3 separate regions of the Homo sapiens genome follow, and all the other regions are linked to region 2. Evidence: chromatin contacts called from ENCODE Hi-C or POLR2A ChIA-PET data. All regions are on one chromosome and are shown on one strand. The core of a region is the stretch at or near the end of the contact, and the rest is flanking DNA. Distances in the headings are between cores, read along the strand shown. Region 1 has its middle 34 kb from the start of LINC01243. Region 2 holds the start of LINC01243 (long intergenic non-protein coding RNA 1243). Region 3 has its middle 57 kb from the start of LINC01243.

Region 1 (3,602 bases), core at 633-3,132, 34 kb before region 2:
GCCTATTTTATTTAAGTTATATTATAGACATAAAGTTTCTCATAATATTCTCTTCCTGTTTAAAATATTTTATAATTCATAATAATCCCCTGTTCTCAATCATCTTGTTAGAAATTTTTTTCTCTCTTTTTTTGTTCCTTCTTGCTTTAACCTATTTAGTGAAACAAAATTTGGCTTGTTTCAATGTCCTTTGTGTTAATCCATTTTCTATTTTACTGATTGCTGTTACTTTAGTTATTATATTCATCTTTCTACTTTATTTGCATGTAGTTTGCTCAACTTTTTCTGGAAATCTATGCTTATACTTAAGTGGTTCACTTGTAAACTGCCTATATTTAAGCCTCTTTTTATAAAATCTGACAGTTTTTCTAATGTAATTGGAGTGGTTAGACCATTTATATTTAATATAGTTACCGATGAGGTTGTTTTAAAATATACAAGCTATTGCTATTTCCTTCTGTTTTTTCTTTTTACATTTTTGTCTCTTTTGAGGAACTCAAGTAATTTTTTATTTTGTCAGCACTATTGCATTTCACTTTTCCTATTTTAATGTTTACTTAGCACTTTAAAATACATATGGCTAACTTGAGCTCAGTTTGAATTAATATTTTAATAATCTGTTAACAAGAATAACAATCTTTTGTTATTATTGATATATAAATAAATACCATATTTTATTCTACTTAAGCCATACATCCAAAATTACACAGATCTTTTAATGTTTTATTATAGACTTTTATCTTTATCTATATTAATCTATCATTCTCATACTTTCCTGCAGATTTGTGCTTCTTCCTGAAAACATTTTTCCTTTACCTGAAGAGTAAATTTTGTTTTTTCTATTGTGGGTATGCTGGAGACAAATTTTTTTCAGCTTTCATTTTTCCAGTTATCTATTTATTTTACTTTCATTTATGAAGGATATTTCACTAGATTAAAAACTATTGACTAGATTTTCTTTTCCTTTTTGCTCTTTAAAAATGACATTTTATTGCCTTCTGGTCATCTGGGTTTCATTATCAGTGATGACAATATTTAAGTTTTTAAAAGCATTTTTATGAAGCCTTTATGATATGCTTTGGGTTGGTGCATATGTGTATTTGTGTTGTATTAATCCTGTTTGGGGTTTAATGAGCTTACTGAAATTCATATTAAAGGTTTTACAAATTTAGGAGATTCTTTCATATTGTATCTTCAAAATTTTCTGTGTCTTAATTATCTTTCTGTGTTATTCTCAGTCTCCTAACATGGAAAAATATTTGACATTACCTCAGAAGACTGATACTCTGTTTTAATTTTTTCTTTTATTTATAAATTAATCTATGCTCACTCTATACTTTGTATAGTTTTATTAATGTATCTTAAATTCTCTAAGCCATTTTTTCTTCTGTGACAAGTCTGCTGTTACCCTATCCAAGCAACACTATTTAAGATTTTAAAAAATTCTTAGTTGAAGAAAATACATTTGGTTCTTTTATAAAATTATAAAATTTCTGTGAAAATAATAATCTCCTATTCTCAGCCATCTGTTAAAATGACCAATACTTTCATTGATTTTGTCCACTTTTCTCTCTGATTTTTCTCTTATTTGTAATCATTTTTATAAAGTGTTTTTTCTAACACTTAGGTTGTTTGTTGTTCTGTTCCCATTTTCTTATTTAACTGTTGAATATGAATATTAATTTTACGGTTTTCTGCCCCTTATGTAAATGTTTTTTGTATACCAAATATTGTGTTCAAAAAAAATTGTAATTTGACCAAATACTATTATATTTTTCTCTTTTGATATACATTTACACGCAGGGGACAATACTTTAATCCTTTCAGGGCTGAGCTGAGTTGTTTGGCCTGTTTGTTTTTGCTGCTGAGTGAGTTTCAGTTTCCTTTTAGCTTCCTGTTCTTAAGAATAACATGTGGTTCCGTACATCTAGCAGGATGTTGTGATATAAGTACAGCAGGACTTCAAAGACTTATTTCTGTTTTTCAATCCATCCTCCAGCCTTCAATTCTATTATGCTTTCAGAAAATGTCCTGTAAAAAAGAACTGGCAGGCAGGAAAAACTTAGCTGTATATTTGGGATCCCACATACTCGAATCTATCACATCAGTTCAAATGGTTGCTATCCATTCCGCTGGTTTCTCCTTATCCCATAACAGTCCCTTTAAGTTTGGCAGGCTTGATCCTCTACCCACCCGTGGCCGAGGTTTAACATATGCCTGAGAGAAGGAAGAGATCACTGGTTTCTGTTTTTCTAGAAACTTCTGGTATTTCTCTGGAACATAATCATTAAGAGTCTTTTGAATCACCAGCACTTTTTGCCTTTAAAAACATAGGACTTTTAATTTATCTAGGAAACAATTTCCAAAAAATGGAAACAATTTTTTCTTACGAATTCTACATTCTAGCTAGAGCAGAATATCTGGAGACAAAGAGCTTTAGTTCAGTATAATAGTGATGACTGTTAATGTTTATTGAATACTGCTGGATGTAAAGTTTGACACTAATCACTTTAAATACGGTATCTCACTTAATACTAGAATGTATTTAGTTATCTCATTTTAAATCAAGGAAAAAAGAATCGTAGATGTTAGTATTTTTCTAAATATCAAATGTTGAAAAAGTGTGCCACAATGAGCTTTGAATTCGGATGTAATTTCCTCAAGAGATGACATATTATGTTGGCTTTGCTTGATGTAGACAACATATAGCATAGTGACTTCAATTTGGAACCTACTAAAAAACCTTATGGGGAGAAGATAGTACTACAAAGGCTTGGAGAGGGACAGCTGTTGGTTAGTATTCATGTAAACACACATACACTGCCTCCTGGCACACCTGAGATGGGAGAGCCAACTGTCTTAAAGTTTCAGTGATGCTGAAAGCATTCTCAATGTTCTGATGAGAATAATATCCACTGAATCAGAAATCAAAGAAATCAACCTCACATGCTATAAGCTTTTATCCCCTACAGCTAGACAGGTCAGAGACAGACCAGTGATGGTCAAAAGATGCTGAAAATTAACAATTGATTCTAAGCATTCTACAGATGATTACTAATTTGTGAGTGTTAAAGAAGTATACTGATTTACCTTTTAGAGGTCAGTATTGAAAGTGTGGAAAAAACCTTCCACAGGATCTAAAGATTACAGCAACAATTGAGAGGCACTTTGAAATTTGTCAAAATGGGAGAGGATATAAGCATTTAGTTTGGTAAAATAGATTCAATCCAAACAACTGTGCTATCATTATCAGCATGAAACAATGTAATAATCTGAATAAGAAGGCTCTGTTTTAAAAAACAGTTGCTAAAGTGTTATGATAACCTCAGAAATATCCCAAGAGGAATGAAACTCTAAACAGAAAACAGGAATTCAAATATTTTTCTCTGAATCGATATTTTATAGTGGGAGAATGATACTTCTCCAAATTGACATTCAGATTTTCAAACTAAAATGTTAATCTTTATCTTTCTGTCATTCATTATCTCTTCTCTGAGCCAAACTCATAAAGACAAAGGTAACATATGTTAGAAATGGAAATGATCATTTGGGCAATGCGTACAATATCCTGCAGCTCCAGTAAAATTATTTCAGTTTTAGTT
Region 2 (3,720 bases), core at 1,137-3,636:
GATCATTCTCTCCCATTCATCAAAATAGTGTACATGCTGATAAGATATTGTTGCTTTCATCCAGCTCCTGCCATTTCTATGAATTTTAATCTATAGATACAAAATAAACCTTGTAAAATTGTTACTGTATCCCTATAAATTTAAACAATAGCTCTAGTTTTGAAACAATAGCATAGTGTATAATTTATTTTCTTCTTTAGCTTTAAAAATATGATGACATATCCCATATACTAGGATTTGTTAAAAATATATGTACATACATTGTTCATATTCCTATTTGAACCTTTGAGTAAATACCAAATATCAGAATTATCTCTACTGAAGGAAGAATGTAGTTCTTATTTAACAGAAATAATTAAGTTCATCCAATTTTACTTAGCTTTTCAGTATCAGTTCCAAAATCTCATACTGGATTATTTTCAAAACTTAAACATATTAATTTACAAAGAGTATTTTGCTAAATAACATAGGAATTTTAATTAAATTACTAATTTAGGACTTAACAGCCAAGGTCATGATAGGTGCTATGGAGAACAGAAAGCTACAGTTTATTATCCACCAAGCGGCCAGATATTACTTTTAAACATAAATCAGATTATTTCCTTTCTCTACTTAGCTTTCCTTGGCAATTTGTACAAAGTTCAGAACCTACAACAGGGTAAATCAGACAATAAATAAGCCAAAAAATCTGGACTCTTACTAACTCTCCAACCTCATGAAATGCTACTTTCCCCTTAGCTCTCTAGGATCTAGCCCATTTGCCTTCTTTCTATTCTCCCACCTTGGACTTTTACATTAGCTTTGCCTTAACTGGGAATTACCTGCCTACATCACTTTGCAAGGTGATCTCTATTTGTCAGAAGCCTCAGTTTAAATGTCTCTTCCTTAGTGAGGCCTTCTCTTACGCACAAGTTGCAAATCATTGACTATTGTATCACTCTTTTACAGACTTTTATAGTATATATCAGTGTCTGAAAATGTCTATTTTGCTTAATTATTTAATTAATTAATTTGCTTCTTCCCAGCATTTACCTATTGTGATAGGCAGAAAAATGGCCTTCCAAAGATGTCAACATTCTCAAATCTGAAACTTGAAATACGTTACCTAACATGAAAAAAGGGATGTGGTTCTAGATGTGGTTAAATTTAAGGACCTTGAGATGGAGCGATTATCCTAGATTGGACAGGTATGCCTAATCTAATCACAGGAACCCTTACAAGTAGAGAAACTTTCCTGACTGTAGTCATTCAGATAGACATGTGATTGTGGAAGAAAATCACAGATGGGTGCGACACTGCTGGTTTTGAAGATGGAAGAAAGGAATCACAAGTCAAGGAATGTGGGTGATCTCTAGAGCACAGAAAATGCAAGGAAGCTGATTCTCCCCTAGAGCTTTCAGAAAGACATGCAGACCTGCCAACACCTGGATTTAAGCCCAATGAGTCCCATATTGAATTTCTGACTTAAGAATTACAAGATATTATTTTTGTACTGGTTAAGCCATCAATATTATGGAACTTTGTTAAGGCGGTGATAGAAGACTAATACAACCATGAAAACCTCAAGATCAGAAACCCCATTCATCTGTTTCATTCTCTATGGCCAGAGCCTAGAAATGGGCATGGTGCACAGATGGTACTCAATAAATCACTGTTAATACACAAACTCATGTTGAAATTGACCAGAAATAAACATAACCTTAAAGATATGTATTGGATAAGACATATATTCTTTTTAAATACAATTAAATAATATTTTATCAGCTAATATATATTCTCCAAATTTCTCTAGACATTATATATTATAATAACACAATTATAAGTAAAAGAGTACATTATCGCTAAAAATATCCCCTATATGCTTAATGAAATAAATGACTGATAAAGCCTCCCCTGAAATGTGTGCAAAAGTCAAGAGAACAGTAGAATGAACACCGTGTACTCATCTCCCAGCCATACAATTTATCAACTCATTATCAGTCTTGCTTCATCTCATCCCATCCATTTTCTTTTCTTTATAGTATTTTGAAGCAAATTCAAGACTTCATGTAATTTCAACAGCAAATATCTCAATATGTATCTTTAAAAGGTAAGGACGGAATATATCCTAATTAACAATTTCCAAAGTTACAACAAGTCATTTTTGCCCCCTTGATTCTGTTACACCATCTATATGATTTGATTTGGTCAATGAGGCATTACTCGATGGGATACAGAGATGCTTGAACAAGTTAGTGTGTATTTCCTCTACTTACCCTTTCTCTGTGCCATTACTGTGAGAACATTCCCAGTATAGCCCACTAGAGGATGAGAAACATGTGGAATGAGCCAAGTCACCCCAGTCATCAAAGCTAAAGGCATCCTAGCTCAGCTTCCTGACAGTGACTCTAGGCTTGTGAGTGAGCCTAGATGAAATCACTCCCCTATAGACCTGAGCTAAACAAATGCTCATTGTTCTATGTCACTGAGTTTTGAGGGTTATTAGCATGAAAATGGCAATAGATAAGTCATATAAGCGTTCTACGTTATAAATTAGTGATCGGTTTAGCAGAGATCTTTAATCTCATTTTTCCCCCCGGGATAAGGATTTAGGTTTGAGGAGACCAAAATCTTATGAAAGTTGGAGAGCTCTATTTGAGAAAAAGAATAACACAGAACAAATACACAATGGGGCATGAAAGTGAACATATTTTCAGAATGAAAAAAATATATGTAGTAGCCTTGGTAATCTAGGTACCTGTATTGTCAGGTTTGTTTAGCCAAATAATTGCAATCTGGCTTCCGATCTCTACCCAAAACATTCAATAAACTCCAGCACTCACAGAGGCCCAAGAGCTTAAAGAAGAACCAGTTCCATTAGTTTTACAATAAATCTGACTCTCCTCTTACTTAATGGTATAATTTATGTAAAGAGAATGTCAAATGAAGTACTATTAAAATAAGATAATAATTTTAACCATTTTTTTTTCTAGTGCCTCACACGGGGTGCCTTTGGGATAAGAAGTAAGTAGCCAAAATTCCTGGGCATATGGAGAACTGTGAGGTTCATGCTGGAAACTGTGTTGCTCATATTTCAGAAGTGCTGCAGAGTACTAAGCGCAGTGTAGAGACACACTTGTCATGGCATTATTCCTTTTTCTCATATCTTTCCAGACTTCTGATAGTTTCATTGATTTCGCTTGTTTAAGGAAGAACTCCATTCGAGTATCAAACTAAGTAGTCATACTGCTTAAGACCTGCCAGGGCCATGAGGAGTATCTCCTGATTGGACCTTGACAGTGTGCTAATTATTTGTGACATTTTTGTAATAAGGGAATTGTGCTGATAAAAATAAATAAATCCAAGATATTCTTCTTACAGATTGTCTTATTAATCTCAATTGTATGTATCATCTGGGGTAGGATGAATTTATTCATGTCACAGAAACCACTTCATTCCTAAATATGCTGAAATTATTGGCTGAATTTTCATTAGAAAATGGGAGTACAAAGCTGGGTCTTTGTTGATTAGAATATCAGTAATTTGAAAGCTAATTACATTAAGATTTTAATCTCCACATCTTGGATTTAAAAGCATCTAAGATTTTTTTTTGTAGTTTCAGTTCTTTTTTTAACGATTATACTATAAGTTTGGGGATACATGTGCAGAATGTGCAGGTTTGGTACATAGATATACACATCGCATGGTGGTTTGCTGCACCCATTATCCAGTCAACTGCAT
Region 3 (3,926 bases), core at 33-2,532, 58 kb before region 2:
TTCCACGAAAGAAGGTAATGGGAGTAAAAGAGTTTGTAACACTTACAGTGTTCTGTGAGAAGTCATCCATAGCTGCGACACAGTGTTGTTGCCATTGGTTTTATCGTTGCCATTGCAAGAACTTAATGTCATTATTAATATTATTTGCTAATTTTTTTAGAGCACGGGCATTCCTTCACTTTCCTCTGCACAATATTCACTGCATCTGTTACTGGCTGATTTCCAGAACATATTTCATCTCTGAAGTCACATATAAAACTTGCATTGCCCAAGTCCCCTGTCTCATTGTCTCACTGTAGTCCTTCTCATCTCTACTCAGTTTCTCACCTTTGGATGATTTGCAATATTCTGCCTCAGATCTTGCCCCATCACTCACATGCTTTTGTCATGTGGAGTGATAACATGTCCTTGATCAAATCTTCCCTCTATCTGATTTCCTCTGCCTTATTAATAGAAATTTTCAAGTTTCAGAACTGTACAAGTCACCCTTCCCAGTTGTCTAAAGATAAGTATATCTATATTTCTTTAGTCATTTTAGGAGAAAGTGAAGAGAAGCACTTGCCTGAAATTATTGCCTGGAACTAGAATCTTTGCTACAGTATTTTTGCCCTTCTGCAAGAAAGAAAAATGTTATTTGAGTGAAACAAATTCTTCTATTATGGTATAATTAAAATTGTGTAAATTCTACACAGTGCCTGTAATGAAAAGTATACCAATCTTAATAATATGTGGATAATCACTTCAACTGGACAGAGGAAATTGGCTGGAGGTCATGTAGTGCTGTCTGTCTTCTCTCCCACTTGTCAGACTCTTCTTTTAAACCCAAATTGCTCTTATTTTGCTGTGTGGCATTTTGGGTTATTTTTTGCAGACAAATTTACTTTTTTAAACTGGAAGGGATATGAATTGCATCTAGGTGTTCATTTATGTGTTTGGAGCATTTATAGAAGCATAAAATTATATGTATAATAAAAGTTACAGAAGAATATGAAGAATTTCTGAAATATTTACCTAAAGAGCAGAGCATCTCTTCCTCGAGCAACTGCTATCATTTCCCTGCCATCTAGAGTGAATCTTTTATTCTCAGATTATTATTCCTCTCCTTACTCTTCCAACTTCCCTTATTATCCATATATCCCTTAAATAACACATTTTAAACCAAACTAAATGACAGCAGCTTTTATGTCACTATCACTTCTGCATATTTAGCCTTTTAAGGAGGAATACTTAACTGCTCAGTCTGCTGCGAAGGCAACCATACAAGTTTTATCCTAATCACAAAGGTGTAAAGCCCTTAGGAAACCACAATCTCCTGAAGACACCAGTACAGGAAGTGCTAGAGATCTCTTAGGCCTGTTTAGACTCAGGATTCTCTAACACTTCCTACCCTGTGTTCCTATATTTGTCCACAGCACTTCAAAGGAAAGCCCTAGTACTACTCACCTGGAGGGTTTTTAATTTTTTTTTCACATGTAACAGGGCTTTTATGTTATCTTGATTTGTGCAGGTGTGGCATCTTACTGGTTCTCTGTTTTTCTTCCCCATTGCACTGATCTCTCTTTCCACTGTCTTTTACATACTTATTTTTTCATAACCACACTTTTATTTTGCCGAGAGTGTCACTTTATCTAGAAGAAAGGTTCCTTCTGTCAGTACAGAGGCTCCACTGCAGGGCTTACAGCACTTGGTGTAGCAGAATGGTGAGGAGCTCACAGGGCAGGGAGCTACCTCCTGGGGAGGAAATGAAATCCCAACCTGTTTTGAATGCTGTTGTACAGTCATGTATTGCATAAGAACTTTTCTTTCAACAATGGACCACATATAATACAGTGGTCCCATAATATTATCATTGAGCTGAAAATTCCTATCAGTTAATAACATTGTGGGTTTCTAAATGTCATAATACTTATTTATATAAAGAGTGAAACCTCAAGAAGAGCCTCAGGTAGTCTTTTAGGAGTTACTGCTGGAGAAGGCATTGTTATCACAGGAGATGACAGCTCCATGAATGTTGTTGCCACTGAAGACCTTCCAGTGGGACAAAGTGTAGAGATAGAAGACAGTGATATTGATCCTGACCCTGTGTAGGCCTATGCTAATATGTGTGTTTGAGTCTTAGTTTTTAACAAAATTTTTAAAAAAATAACTAATTAATAACAATTTTTAAATAGAAAAAAATCATAGAATAAAGATATAAAGAAAATATTTGTGTGCAACTGTACAATGTATTGATGTTTTAAAATGAGTGCTACTATAAAAGACTCATAAACTTCTTTAAAAATTAAAAGTTTATAAAGTAGAAATGTTTTAGTAAGCTAAAGTCAATTCATTATTGAAGAAAAAGTATTTAATATAAATTTGGATAGCCTCAGTGTACAGTATCGTAAAGCCTCCAGAACTGTAGACTAATGTTTTAGACCCTCACATTCACTCACCACTCACTAACTGACTCACCCAGAATAACTTTTAGTCCTGCAAGCTTTCTCTATGGTAAGTGTCCTGTACAAATGTACAATTTTAAAATATTTAGTACAATATATTTTACTGTATCTTTATAAACATATCTATATTTAAATATGTTTAGATACACAAATACCATTGTGTTACAACTGCTTACAGTATTTAGTACAGTAACATGCTATACATGTTTGTAGTCTAGGACAGCAGTCCCCAACCTTTTTGGCACCAGGGACAGGTTTTGTGGAAGATAATTTTTCCATGCATGGGGGGTTGTGGAATGGGTTGGGGAATGGTTTTGAAATGAAACTGTTCCACTTCAGATCATCAGGTATTAGTTAGATCCCCATAAGGAGCATGAAACCTAGATCCCTTGCTTGTGAACTTTGCAATAGGATTCACGCTCCTAGGAGAATCTAATGCCACTGCTGATCGAGCAGGAGGTAGAGCTCAGGCAGTAATGCTTTCTCACCAGCCACTCACCTCCTGCTGTGTGGCCTGGTTCCTAACAGGCCACAAATCTGCACTGGTCCATGGCCCGGGGGTTGGGGACCCCCGGCCTAGGAGCAATAGGGTGTATCATATAGCCTCGGTTTGCAGTAGGCTATATCATCTAGGTACGTGTAAGTACATGTGAAGATGTTCACACAATGACAAAATTGCCTAATAACACATTTCTCAGAGCATACCCCAGTTAAATTCTTACAGGATCTTTGGGATGTCACTTTTCTGGCCTGAAACCTACTGCTAGTGGTGCATTTTCCTGAGTTTTGCTTGGGTCCACTGGGATCATTCTGCCCACTCAGCCTGGCAGGCTGCACTTGGCTTATGCTACTGGCCTGAATCCCGTGCCTACCGAGGGAGACTGCATGGAGCAGCGAGAAGTGTGTGAGTGAGTGTGGGATCTGGCCACTGCACGGTCAGAGACAGTGGCTGCCGCAGTAGGGTGGGCAGCTCCAGGTGCTAGCATGGGCACTGGCTCTCTGCCAGGCTATGGCTGGACCAAGCACACTGCAAGAAGCTTCCATGGCTGGCACCAGGGGACACGGTAGCACCCAGCAGCTTGGAGGCAGGAGGAAACCTAGGGCCCCAAAGAGGGAGTCACAGTTCTTTGGCTTGGGGACCTCCTAGGTCTGGGCTCCCCAGAGAATCACAGCTCTTCTTTTTTTCTCTTTGCCCACTTTGTGGTGAGCAAGGGGCATGTCTCAGCCCTGTTTAGATTACAGCTCTTTTAGCCTCACTCAGCGGGTCCTGAGTGTCAGGCCTCTGAGCCCAAGCCAAGCCATCACATCCCCTGTGACTTGCACATATACACCCAGATGGCCTGAAGTAACCGAAGAATCACAAAAGAAGTGAAAATGCCCTGCCCCGCCTTAACTGATGACATTACACCACAAAAGAAGTGAAAATGGCTGGTCCTTGCCTTAAGTGATGACATTACCTTGTGAAAGTCCTTTTCCTGGCTCATC

Evidence for each region. Hi-C counts contacts between places; a loop is a spot of excess contacts on that map. ChIA-PET counts read pairs that join two places held with the same protein, here RNA polymerase II (POLR2A). Pooled maps may share reads with other maps.
Region 1: a loop to region 2 is called in a map of CD4-positive, alpha-beta memory T cell, with 2.1 times the contacts of the local background. The contact joins the enhancer-like site here to the promoter of LINC01243 in region 2. A Hi-C loop is called at or near these places in 6 of 168 maps with a recorded cell type or tissue (CD4-positive, alpha-beta T cell, CD4-positive, alpha-beta memory T cell, CD8-positive, alpha-beta T cell and 3 more), 13 of 37 single-sample maps with no recorded cell type and 11 of 50 pooled maps. POLR2A ChIA-PET finds 5 or more read pairs at or near these places in 3 of 52 experiments (CD4-positive, alpha-beta T cell, activated CD4-positive, alpha-beta T cell and activated naive CD4-positive, alpha-beta T cell).
Region 3: a loop to region 2 is called in a map of heart left ventricle, with 6 times the contacts of the local background. The contact joins the enhancer-like site here to the promoter of LINC01243 in region 2. A Hi-C loop is called at or near these places in 2 of 168 maps with a recorded cell type or tissue (heart left ventricle and left ventricle myocardium inferior) and 1 of 50 pooled maps. POLR2A ChIA-PET finds 5 or more read pairs at or near these places in 1 of 52 experiments (activated T-cell).

What each region holds. Positions count from the first base shown.
Region 1 is chr9:31,345,354-31,348,955 of GRCh38, forward strand. No RefSeq gene overlaps it. Among named protein-coding and RNA genes, the nearest start is that of LINC01243, 34 kb to the right of the region's middle. RefSeq lists enhancers at 1,793-1,862, 1,893-1,952. Within about 2 kb of position 1,883, at least 7 of the 41 ENCODE cell types and tissues checked have a DNase peak (open chromatin) inside an H3K27ac peak, as active enhancers do; they include CD4-positive, alpha-beta T cell and CD8-positive, alpha-beta T cell, where a contact is called at or near this core.
Region 2 is chr9:31,379,104-31,382,823 of GRCh38, forward strand. LINC01243 (long intergenic non-protein coding RNA 1243) reads right to left here and starts at 2,387. Exons shown (of 2, transcript NR_135134.1): 1 at 2,256-2,387.
Region 3 is chr9:31,322,594-31,326,519 of GRCh38, forward strand. No RefSeq gene overlaps it. Among named protein-coding and RNA genes, the nearest start is that of LINC01243, 57 kb to the right of the region's middle. Within about 2 kb of position 1,283, at least 3 of the 41 ENCODE cell types and tissues checked have a DNase peak (open chromatin) inside an H3K27ac peak, as active enhancers do.